2 separate regions of the Mus musculus genome follow, and region 2 is linked to region 1. The links are chromatin contacts, found by POLR2A ChIA-PET in ENCODE. All regions are on one chromosome and are shown on one strand. Each heading gives the region's core, a stretch centred on a gene start or an enhancer-like site at or near the end of the contact. The rest is flanking DNA. Distances are from core to core; before and after follow the strand shown.

The links. ChIA-PET counts read pairs that join two places held with the same protein, here RNA polymerase II (POLR2A).
Region 2: POLR2A ChIA-PET joins it to region 1 with 18 read pairs in Patski. The contact joins the promoter of Cited1 here to the promoter of Rps4x in region 1. POLR2A ChIA-PET finds 5 or more read pairs at or near these places in 3 of 5 experiments (Patski and embryonic stem cell).

What each region holds. Positions count from the first base shown.
Region 1 is chrX:102,187,590-102,192,795 of GRCm38, reverse strand. It overlaps Rps4x (ribosomal protein S4, X-linked), which reads left to right and starts at 3,405. Exons shown (of 7, transcript NM_009094.2): 1 at 3,405-3,498; 2 at 4,425-4,502; 3 at 4,794-4,974. The coding sequence starts at 3,496.
Region 2 is chrX:102,250,711-102,255,463 of GRCm38, reverse strand. Cited1 (Cbp/p300-interacting transactivator with Glu/Asp-rich carboxy-terminal domain 1) reads left to right here and starts at 3,283. Exons shown (of 3, transcript NM_001276466.1): 1 at 3,283-3,430. It overlaps Gm14858 (predicted gene 14858), which reads right to left and starts at 2,813. Exons shown (of 3, transcript NR_040285.1): 1 at 2,440-2,813; 2 at 1,851-1,984.

The sequences.
Region 1 (5,206 bases), core at 2,156-4,655:
GGAACCTGGTGGAAAGGGGAGGGAGATTTAGGAGCCAGACGATGGAAAGGAGTGCTGTCCTCTAGGTACGACTTGGCCAGTGTCCTCTTGAATTCAGCAGCTGTAATTTTCTGCATAAGACCTGTGAAAGATCCAGTCATTAACATTCCAACATGGAATGGGGGAGGGGCTCATGAGGCCTCATCCTTCATTAGAGAATTAATGGCTTCGGAAGAGTCATTTTTCTTCAGGGATATAGTCACTGTTAAGTTACCCATGGTCCAGGAAACAAACCCACACCCACGCACATGCAAGTCAAATTTAAGTTCAAACAAACGAACTTAGTTGTTTGGGTTTTGTGGAGGGTTTTGTTTTGCTTTTGAGATGGAGGTTTCACTTTGTTGCCCTGTGTCACTACACTCAGTTACTTCAGTGAGTTATTTTAAGAAAGAAAGAGGAGCGTGGTGGAGCATGGTCTTGACTCTAGCACTCCAGAGGCAGATGCAAACAGATGCTGTGCATTCTGGTGAGTTCCAGGACAGTTGGGGCTATAGAGTGAGACTGCGTCTAAAAAACGATACAGAAACAAAAACAAAAAATACAAGTATGAAGAGGGCATATTGGGAAGAAGGGCCCCAGAGGGAGCATGAAGCAGGTGGCAAAGGGGGAATGGGCGTGTGTGAATACAACCAAAATACATTATACACTTGTGTGTGTGCATACACACACACACACAACTGTGGGAGAATCAAGATGATATTATTTCTTTTTAAGTATATAAAGGAGCTAGAGAGATGTCTCAGCTGTTAAGAGCACTTGTTCTTGGAGAGGACCTGAGTTGAACTCCCAGCATCTACCTGGCAGCTCACACTATGCATGACTCTAGTTCCAGGGGATCCAAGGTTCTCTTCTGACCTCTGGGAACAGCAGACATGCAAGTGGTGCACAGACTACATGACACCAAACAGTCATAAACAAGAATAAGATAAATAAGACTAGAAAATAAATTAATTGTATTAAAAGCTAATCACAAAGAAGTAAAGACTAGTGGCTAACAGCACCTGGGGAGGATGGAAAGGATGGTGAACAGATACACAGTAGGGTAGTGATGGTTGAAACGATTTGGTTGGATGCTTCAAAAGAAGTAGTAGAGAGGATACTGAATGCTTCCAACACAAAGAATTTATAAAGTTCTGAGGTGAAGATGTGGCAACTGCTCTGAGCTGATTATTATACATTATATACATGCATAAACATGCAATACTGTGCCCCATAAATCTGTACACTTGGTATATATCAATTAAAATAAAACTAGGGCCGGGCAGTGGTGGCACACGCCTTTAATCCCAGCACTTGGGAGGTAGAGGCAGGTGGATCTCTGAGTTCGAGGCCAGCCTGGTCTACAGAGTGAGTTCCAGGACAGCCAGGGCTACACAGAGAAACCCTGTCTCGAAAAACAAACAAACAAACAAACAAACAAATAAGGGGCAGGAGAGATGACTCAGTGGTTAAGAGCACTGACTGCTCTTCCAAAGGTCCTGAGTTCAAATCCCAGCAACCACATGGTGGCTCACAACCATCCATAATGAGATCTGATGCCCTCTCTTCTTGTGTGTCTGAAGACAGTGATAGTGTACTCACATATAATAATAAATAAATCTTTAAAAAAGAAGAGGAAGAAAAGAAATAAAACTATAGGCTGGCCATAGTGGCACATGCCTATCATCCCAGACCCTGGGACAGGAGACTGAGGTGCATATTTTACATATGAAAGCAGACCTGGCCTCCAGATTCTCCCCGCATCCCTCAATCCCTAGCTGGCAGACCCTGCCCCCAAGCCTGAACTTCCCAGCCCAGGAGGTGAGCTGCCTTTTCCCCAGAAGCTCCCTATATAATCCAGATATTTTCCTCTCTCTCTCTCCCCTCTCTCCTCTCTCTCTCCCCCTCCCTCCCTCTCTCTCCTCTCTTCCTCCTCTCCCCCTCTCTTTTCCCTTCCCTCTTCCCACTCTCCTGTCTCTTCCCCCTCCCCCTCTGTTTCCCCTGCCCTCTGTTTTCCCCTCCCCCTCTCTCTCCTCCCCTCTTTCTTCCCTCTCCCCTCTCTTCCCCCTCCCCCCATCTCTTCCTTCCCATTGTGACTCCCCTAGCCTCAGTCCTTGGGGCCAGTGAACTTGCCCGAGAGCACCTTTCCAATAAACCTGCATTTAATATAATCTAATTCTGCTTGATTTGTCTCATTTCACCTACAGTGGCGAAGTAACGTATCACCCAGCACTTGGGAAGATGAGGCAGATGACCTCTCTCAAGCTGCAGGTCAGCCTAGCCTGTCTAGAAGAGCCTGTCTCAAAAGTTAAAAATAAAGATATAGTCTGCTTGCTTGTACTATATAGACTGTGGGGGTGCATGCCTGTAACTCAACTCTCAGCAGAAAAATGATGAGTCTGAGACTACCCTGGCTTACATAATGAGGCTCTGTCTCAAGATGTATATTTCAGTTTGAGGCCAGCCTGGTATACAGAGTGAGTTCCAGGACAGCCAACGCTGCACAGAGAAATCCTGTCTCGAACCCCCCCCCCAAAATGTATATTTCATTTGCATATATATATATATATATATGAAAAAGTGACTCATTCCCTAGCAGCCACTAATGATAACAAATAAATGATAACAACTGCACACACACATATGAGAGAGAGGGGAGGGACAGGAGAAAGAGGAAAGGTGAGGCTGAAAAATACCCCTTTCATAATAGTTTGAAGGGACTGGATCTTTGGGTTTATGATGGGCAGACTTCATCGACCTGTGGGAGGCCACAGATAACTAAGAGAGCAGAAAATGGTGAATGAAGGGCAGCCAGTGCCACCACTCTAACACAGCAGCTTCAAAAGTAGAACAGCTAGGTCTACATACTGGCTAGGCAAAACCAGATACTCTCTAATGTTCCCTCTCTTCCACTTACAGTACAATAAATGTCAAATGTGTTCTACAGGAGTGGATGCGCAGGATGCCAGGTTCAAGCAGAGAGCCTACCATCTCACCCTGGATGGCTCAGTGCCTCAGCAATCTTTACAAAAGCAAAGAGAAACATGCCGTTGGCCAAACCTTTCGCTTAGCATGGGGCTGGCTGATTGGACTGGTAACTCTGGAAGATTAGAGAAACTTTGTATAAGAAAAGTATCGAGTATTAAAATGTATCTTTTTATCACTCAGCCATCTAACAGAACTCTCCTTGCGGGCAGTTATCTGGTGCGATTGGTCTGGGTATCCCCAGCACTCATCACTCGGCACAAAGAAGAGAAAGGACTGAGGAAAAACAGTTTTTGGGAGATTCTCTCAGCCTCAGTTTCCCAGCCTGGGACCTCTGACCTCCCACCAGCAGATGGCAAGAGAGAGTCCCCGCCCGCTGGGAAAGTCTGAGGCTGGGCGGAGCAACCCAGGCTCCAGCGCGCGCGCAGCCTCCGACCCTAATTTCTTCGTTCGCCGGAAGAAGGCGAGTCTCTTTCCGTTCCTAGCGCAGCCATGGTAAGGCAGGGGTACAGCGAGCTCTTGGGTTGCATCGGCTTCCATCCTCCCTGACCGATGCTGCCCGGGTTATCAGGGCTCCCGCGGTCGACTACAGGGTGGAGGCGAAAGCAGCTCTGCTGCAGGCTGGCAGAGATGGGCTTGGCGGCAAGGGAGAATACTGGTCTGAGCTAGGATGGGAAGTCTGCCGCAGAGGGCAAGCAAGGCCTTGGGCTTAATCACACATCCCCTTGCCCAGGGAGAAATGCTTTTCCACTTGGGGAAGAACTTCGAGGGCCCGGGAGTGCAGATTGAAGCTTTGGGCATGTGGGCGCAGGGTCTGCTTGAAGGATTAGCTCTTACTTGTGCATTTGTCTATCTTTTGGCACGGACTTACTTTATATGTTGTGTAGCTGGTAAGTGTACGAAGCATTACAAAAAGCTTCCTTCCGCTTTCGAATGTGAAACTTCGACTCTTTAGTATACAAAGGAGCAGTACACGTGGTAGTGCCAGTGCCGGAGTTAGAGTTTATCTTTGTACCAGAAACCTTCGATCCAGATGGCTGTGTTCTAATACTATACTTTTCGATTGACAATTGAGATACGGTCCTGGGCCATTTTCTGTCCCTATCTGCCTGTGCGTCTAGGGTTGAATCACTGGGTAATTCGCAAGTGTGCTATGAAAGGCTAATTTTTGTGAGCAGGCATAATGGAGACATCTGGCATAACTGTAAAAAATGGGAATCGCTAAGGTGCGAATACTGGGTTTGGCCTATTGATGCTTATCTGTCTTTTCTACGTTTTACTGGGACCCGGCGCTTTCAATATTGCCCACATTTTGTTAATTGGGAAAGTTCGAAAGTCAGTTCATTGAAGGATTTACGCCGTAGGCTTTGCTGGAAAGACCTGAAACAATGTAACAACGTTACTTTGAAAACTTCTTCCAGGCTCGTGGTCCCAAGAAACACCTGAAGCGTGTAGCTGCTCCAAAACATTGGATGCTGGATAAGTTGACTGGCGTGTTTGTAAGTATTGTGGTGTGAAAGGTAGACATACCTTTAACAAGCATATTTGTGGAGTTGAATGTAGAGAATCTTTGGCTGTCTTAAAGACCTGTGTCCTACCTCAATTTTGATACATCTGTTTCATCTACTCCATGTATTCCATAGTACACTGATGGTGGATACATAGACTCAGGTCTCAAAGTAGCAGGCCTCATTCTTTGGAGGAGAAAATGTTGAGGAATCTTCTAGCGACCCCCCCCCCATGTAAAATAACCCAAGTTTTGGTGTAGTAATTTTCCTAAAACTTTCCAGGCTCCTCGTCCATCCACTGGTCCTCACAAGCTGAGGGAATGCCTGCCTCTCATCATTTTCCTAAGGAACAGACTTAAGTATGCCCTGACTGGAGATGAAGTAAAAAAGATTTGCATGCAGCGATTCATTAAGATTGATGGGAAAGTCAGGACCGATATAACCTACCCTGCTGGGTTTATGGGTGAGTAATCAGGATCGGTAGTGGCCACAGGCCCTTAACTCCCAATAGTGGCAGGTGACTGGGAAAGTGCCAGGCTTTCCTGGTCTTCGTCTTCACCCCTACCCTGGCACGGTAATATGGAGAGGTTTGGCTACTGGGCTTTTATTCCTTTTTAAATTTTGAATTTCTTGCTACTCTCCCATACAGACCTACTGGATCAGAATCTCTGTTGGGCTGTTACTTAAATATTGTG
Region 2 (4,753 bases), core at 2,034-4,533, 63 kb before region 1:
GCCAGGACTACACAGAGAAATCCTGTCTTGAAAACCCAAACCAAACCAAACAACAACAACAAAAAACCCATAACATGTGATTATCTTTTATTCATCCTATTTTTATTCCTGTCCAGGCAGCTTTTGTTGTAGTAAGTGGAGTTTCTTTCTACATTTATAGATGTCTTCATCCCCTTCTCAGTCTGGTATTTAAATTACTAGGTCAGCAAGTGTTCTTGAAGTGTGTAAGATGAGACAGGGATAGGGCCAAAGAATCACAAAGCACATTACAATACTAATCCCAGCATGCGCTAGCCATTTTACTACACTGTCAGCACCAATCAATCAAACTAAAGCTTTTCTTCTTAACTCTTACAGATTATGTAAATTTGTTATGATATCCATTTAATAGGGAAACTGAGCACACATATACCAAACAACACAATTGATTACCCTAAGACCACACAGGTAGCAAATGGCAGAGGAGGGATTTAATCCAGGCCATTAACCCCTGAACCTTTACTCTGGACTGCTTCTTTGCCTACCAAGGCAGCAGAGTGTAAGGGTGTAGTGTAAAGACTGCAGCCAGCCGGGCGTGGTGGCGCACGCCTTTAATCCCAGCACTTGGGAGGCAGAGGCAGGCGGATTTCTGAGTTCAAGGCCAGCCTGCTCTACAAAGTGAGTTCCAGGACAGCCAGGGCTATACAGAGAAACCCTGTCTCGAGAAACCAAAAAAAAAAAAAAAAAAAAAAAAAAAAAGCCTCACTAGGGTCAAAACTCCCTTCCTCTTGCCTGTGCCAGCTTGGGCACCTCTCTGAGGCTCTTTCCCCTTTGGTAAATCCTAGGAGCTAAGTGAATCCCCGGCTCGTGGCTAGCACTTAGAAGGTTATTGCTGGCTGAGCATTTCTTCTACCTTGGCTTCACAGGGGCATGGTCTAGGGGCATGGTCTAGTTGCCAACTTGGAGAAAAGAGTTTAGCGGAACTCCGAGATAGCCTGGGGCCAGAGATCTGAGACAGCCTGGGGCCAGCTGGGAAGTCAGTCATCCAAGGCATATTTGCCTAGAAATGCAAATGTCTTCTTTGCCCCCTCTCAGCTTCTGCCACTAACCTCAACTCCCATTCCCCCAAAAGGAAATAGATGGCTTTTCTGCTTCAATGCTGAGTGCTAAAAGCCCTTCTCATTCCTACTCCATGGGAGGTGGCCAGTGGAGATGACAGGAAGTCACCGGTGGTGTAGGGGGCTTTCTGGAACTTGGGCATATAGAAATGTGATGGAGGGCACACCTTTTCTGCCCTTCAATGATCCGGATGGGGGAAGGGGCTAGCTGTTGAGCAACTGCTCCGGAGACACTCCAGAAGCTGAGATGAACATATGCCTCTTTCTAACAATTGGCCTGGGAGCCATCCAATAGATGGAGGGCGGATCCACGGGTCCGGGATCCGGAGCCTGCAACCCAGCTGCATCTGCAGTTTAGGAACCAGCTCTAGAGTCCAACAAGAGGAGAAGGGGGCAGGTCAGGGGTCCAAATTAGCAACTGTAATTCAAAAGCCTAAGTCCATTCCTCTACTGATTGCTTTCACAAAAACTTTTTCTCATCTTCGGCAAATATTAAGGAGGCTTTGGAAGGGTGCCTTGCCTGCTACCCCAGTAGAGCTTTGGGATCCCTATAGATTGTACCTTTTCTCAACAGGGAACTAGGCACAACCCACAATCCAAGTGGAAAAGTGTAGCGATGGTGTGGGGAGTGTGGTTGTTTCCCCGATTTTGAGTTGGAGCAGAGTGGGAGGGGCCAAAGCAATCAGCAATGAAGAGAGGCAGCTTTTCAGCCTACCAAGGGGAAAGGGTCCCCTAATTACTCAGGGTACTCACCCCAGCTTCCTCCAAATGCCAAAGAAGGGCCTAATTCTGTGCCTCCATTTGTGCCCCCTCTTTGTCAGCAAGCCGGTCATTTCATCAACAAACACGACTCTGTTAGAAGAGCAAATTAAGGACACTTTGCGATCCTAAAAAAAAAAAAAAATCAGAAAGAAAAAAGATCTTCAGGTCATCAAAGCCAACTAAAAAGACACAAGACACAGACAGTGAAATGACTCTGTAACAGTCCTCCCCCCACTCACACCCCCTTTTCCTTAACATCGTACTTTTTCAAACGACAATGTTTTCCAAACAGTATAAACTGAATTGTTGAATGGAAGGAGTGTGTGTGTGGACGGTGGGGGGGGGGGTGTAGGGTGGGAATGGGGGAGGCTTGATTAGAGGACAGTAATCCTGGTGGCCTTCCTGCAAGGGGTGAATGAGGTGAGAGTTTCTACCCACAGGGAACATGCCTTGAAATGAGAAGCCCCAGATATCTTTCAGTGAGGATTGTAAGACACCTTACCAACACAAGAGACGTGCTCTACGTGCAAGATGTTATTCTTGCTAGATGTGAATAATTATATAATCATAATAAAATAACCTGGCATCGTGGCAAGAGGAATCTCTGCGAACTCAGTGGCAATCTTTTCGAACCCGCTGCCTGTTCTTGGCTTTTCCGTGAGCCATGTGAGTTGCATGCATGCACCTAGCCCCACGGTCCGGTAGAACAGCATTTCCCAGCGTCGTCGCATCCTGCCAGCCTCCTTCTGCCCTGGATGACCACAGGACAGAAAGCCTTGAAACCAACCTTGGGCCTTGAGGGAAGCCACCGCTGCCATATGATCTCTCTAAGTGCCCCTGCACAAAATGTAGGGAGTTTAGGGGGTAAGGGACACGCCAACCTCGGCCATTCCACGATGAGAAGACATAGCTCAAAAAGAGCAAACCGGCTCGGAGGAAGCCCTGCAGAAAACTAAGACCCGTGCCTTGCCTACACCGTCCCGTGTGCAAGTCCCTCTTCTGGACCTTTCCCTAAGCCAACAGCTCTTCTCTCTATCCATTGAAGCCCGTCCTGGCGACCCACTTGATTTAGGTCAGAAAACAGACACTAACAGCTCTCCCTCGCCTCGGTAAAATTACTAAGTGGAATTTATTGGGCAAGTCCATGCAGGGTGGTGGGGAGAGCCCACGTCCCAGGTTCGGGCTGTCACTAGTTTTAGAAAAACAAGTATAGGCCAGAGCACTGGGCGAGAAGTGACCATAATCAGAGACCATCAGCCCCACCCCAGTAGCTGCGTCGTGCCCCCAGGGCTGAGGGACAGGAGGGGACGCACGCACTCTGTTCCCTAGCCCGCCCTTTGCTTTCACAAGATCCACGGTGACTGCACCAGCTCGAGCGCCTTTAAAGGGCCACACACGCCAGCCCGCCGCTATAAAATGTTCCCGGCGGCACAGCTGCAGAAGTGCGCTGCCGAGCTGCGGTGAGGAAGCTAGCTCCGCCCGGCTGCTCCTCCCACAACCTATCGGCGCGGGGCTGCTCCTGGCAGAGAGGACCAGACGCGAGGAAGGCACAGCACCCACTCGGGCCCTCCGTAAGTATCCAGTTCAGATTTTGCCACCAACTCGCCCACGAGCCAGGACATGTGCTAATAATGCTCTAAGCTGGTTATAAAGACGTGAAAATTGGGGGGAGAGGGAAAAAAGGGGGGAAAGGGGTCTGTCCTTCCTGGGATTCCTAGCCGAGGCCAGCCTGCTGCTGTGTGCTTGTGCGCCAGGGCTCTACGGGAGGCAGTGGGGGCTTAAGAGCCCGGTCCCCGCGCCGAGAACCAAGCGTGGTGGCTGTGATCGCCACCGCCCCGGAGTCCGGGCGCCGGAGCTGCGGGCCGGCAAGAGCGCGGGTCGGGGCAGCTCGGCGCTGCCCGGTGCGGTGCGGCGGCGCGGCGCGGCGCGGCGGTGCAGGCTTTTCCCAGGCGCCCTGGGGTCGCGTGGCCGCCCGTGCGGCTGGGGACTCTGAAGCGAGTGGCTAGCGGCGGCGGCGGCAGTGTGCGTGCCAAGGGGGCTCGGGGCTAGGTCGCTTCGTCCGTACCTCAGCTCCTGTGAGCTTTCCTCTCCCGGGCAAGCAGCTTCGCGGAGGTAAGCCGGGCCGCCCGGCAGGACGCTGGGCTGGGCAGCAGGGGCCGAGGGCACCGGAGGCGGCCAAGCTGGCCGCGGGGCTGGGGGACTTGTTTGCTGCCGGAGCTGCCGGGCAGAGGGGCGGCAGCCCGGGCCGGCCCGCGGGACGCGGAGCCCACTTGTCCGGAGAAACCCGCAGCACATCCACTCCGGCGCCCGCGCTTTCTCCGGCTCTGCTTCCCCGACTTTGCCAATACCCAGGACTGCATCAGGCCGCTCGGGGGCCGCACAAAGCTCTTGTTTCCTGGGGGGCTGGAAGCGAGAAGGGCTTCTGGCTGAACTCAGCCAAGCTGCGTGCTGCAAGTTGGAACATTCTGGCAACTTGCTTTCCCCACGCAGCACGACCCCCGTGCACACGCCCCTCTCGGGGGAAGCGGCCGCGCGGCGCCCAGCCTCTGCCTCACGGGGAGCCTGATCAGGGGCGGGACAGCTAGTCTGAACCATGCCACTTTTAACGTTGTGACCTTGGGTTAAGTTATCGCACCCACCTCGGCACCTCGAATCTTTGCTAGCCAGCTGCGAGCAGCGGCAGCAGCGGACGCTCCGAGGGCGCTCGGAAGTGTCTGTGAGGCGCGCGAGCCACTGCCGCTGGCGCCAAAGTGCGCCCCCGCGCGCGGAGACGCTGCGGGTCCCCAAAGTCGCGCTGACGCGGAGACCCCGTGCTTCGTCGCCTGTCTGCTTCTGAGCACCTGAGGTAAAGGACGCTTGGAGCCCTCCGGCACTGGTGCTCGCGCCTGGCGTGC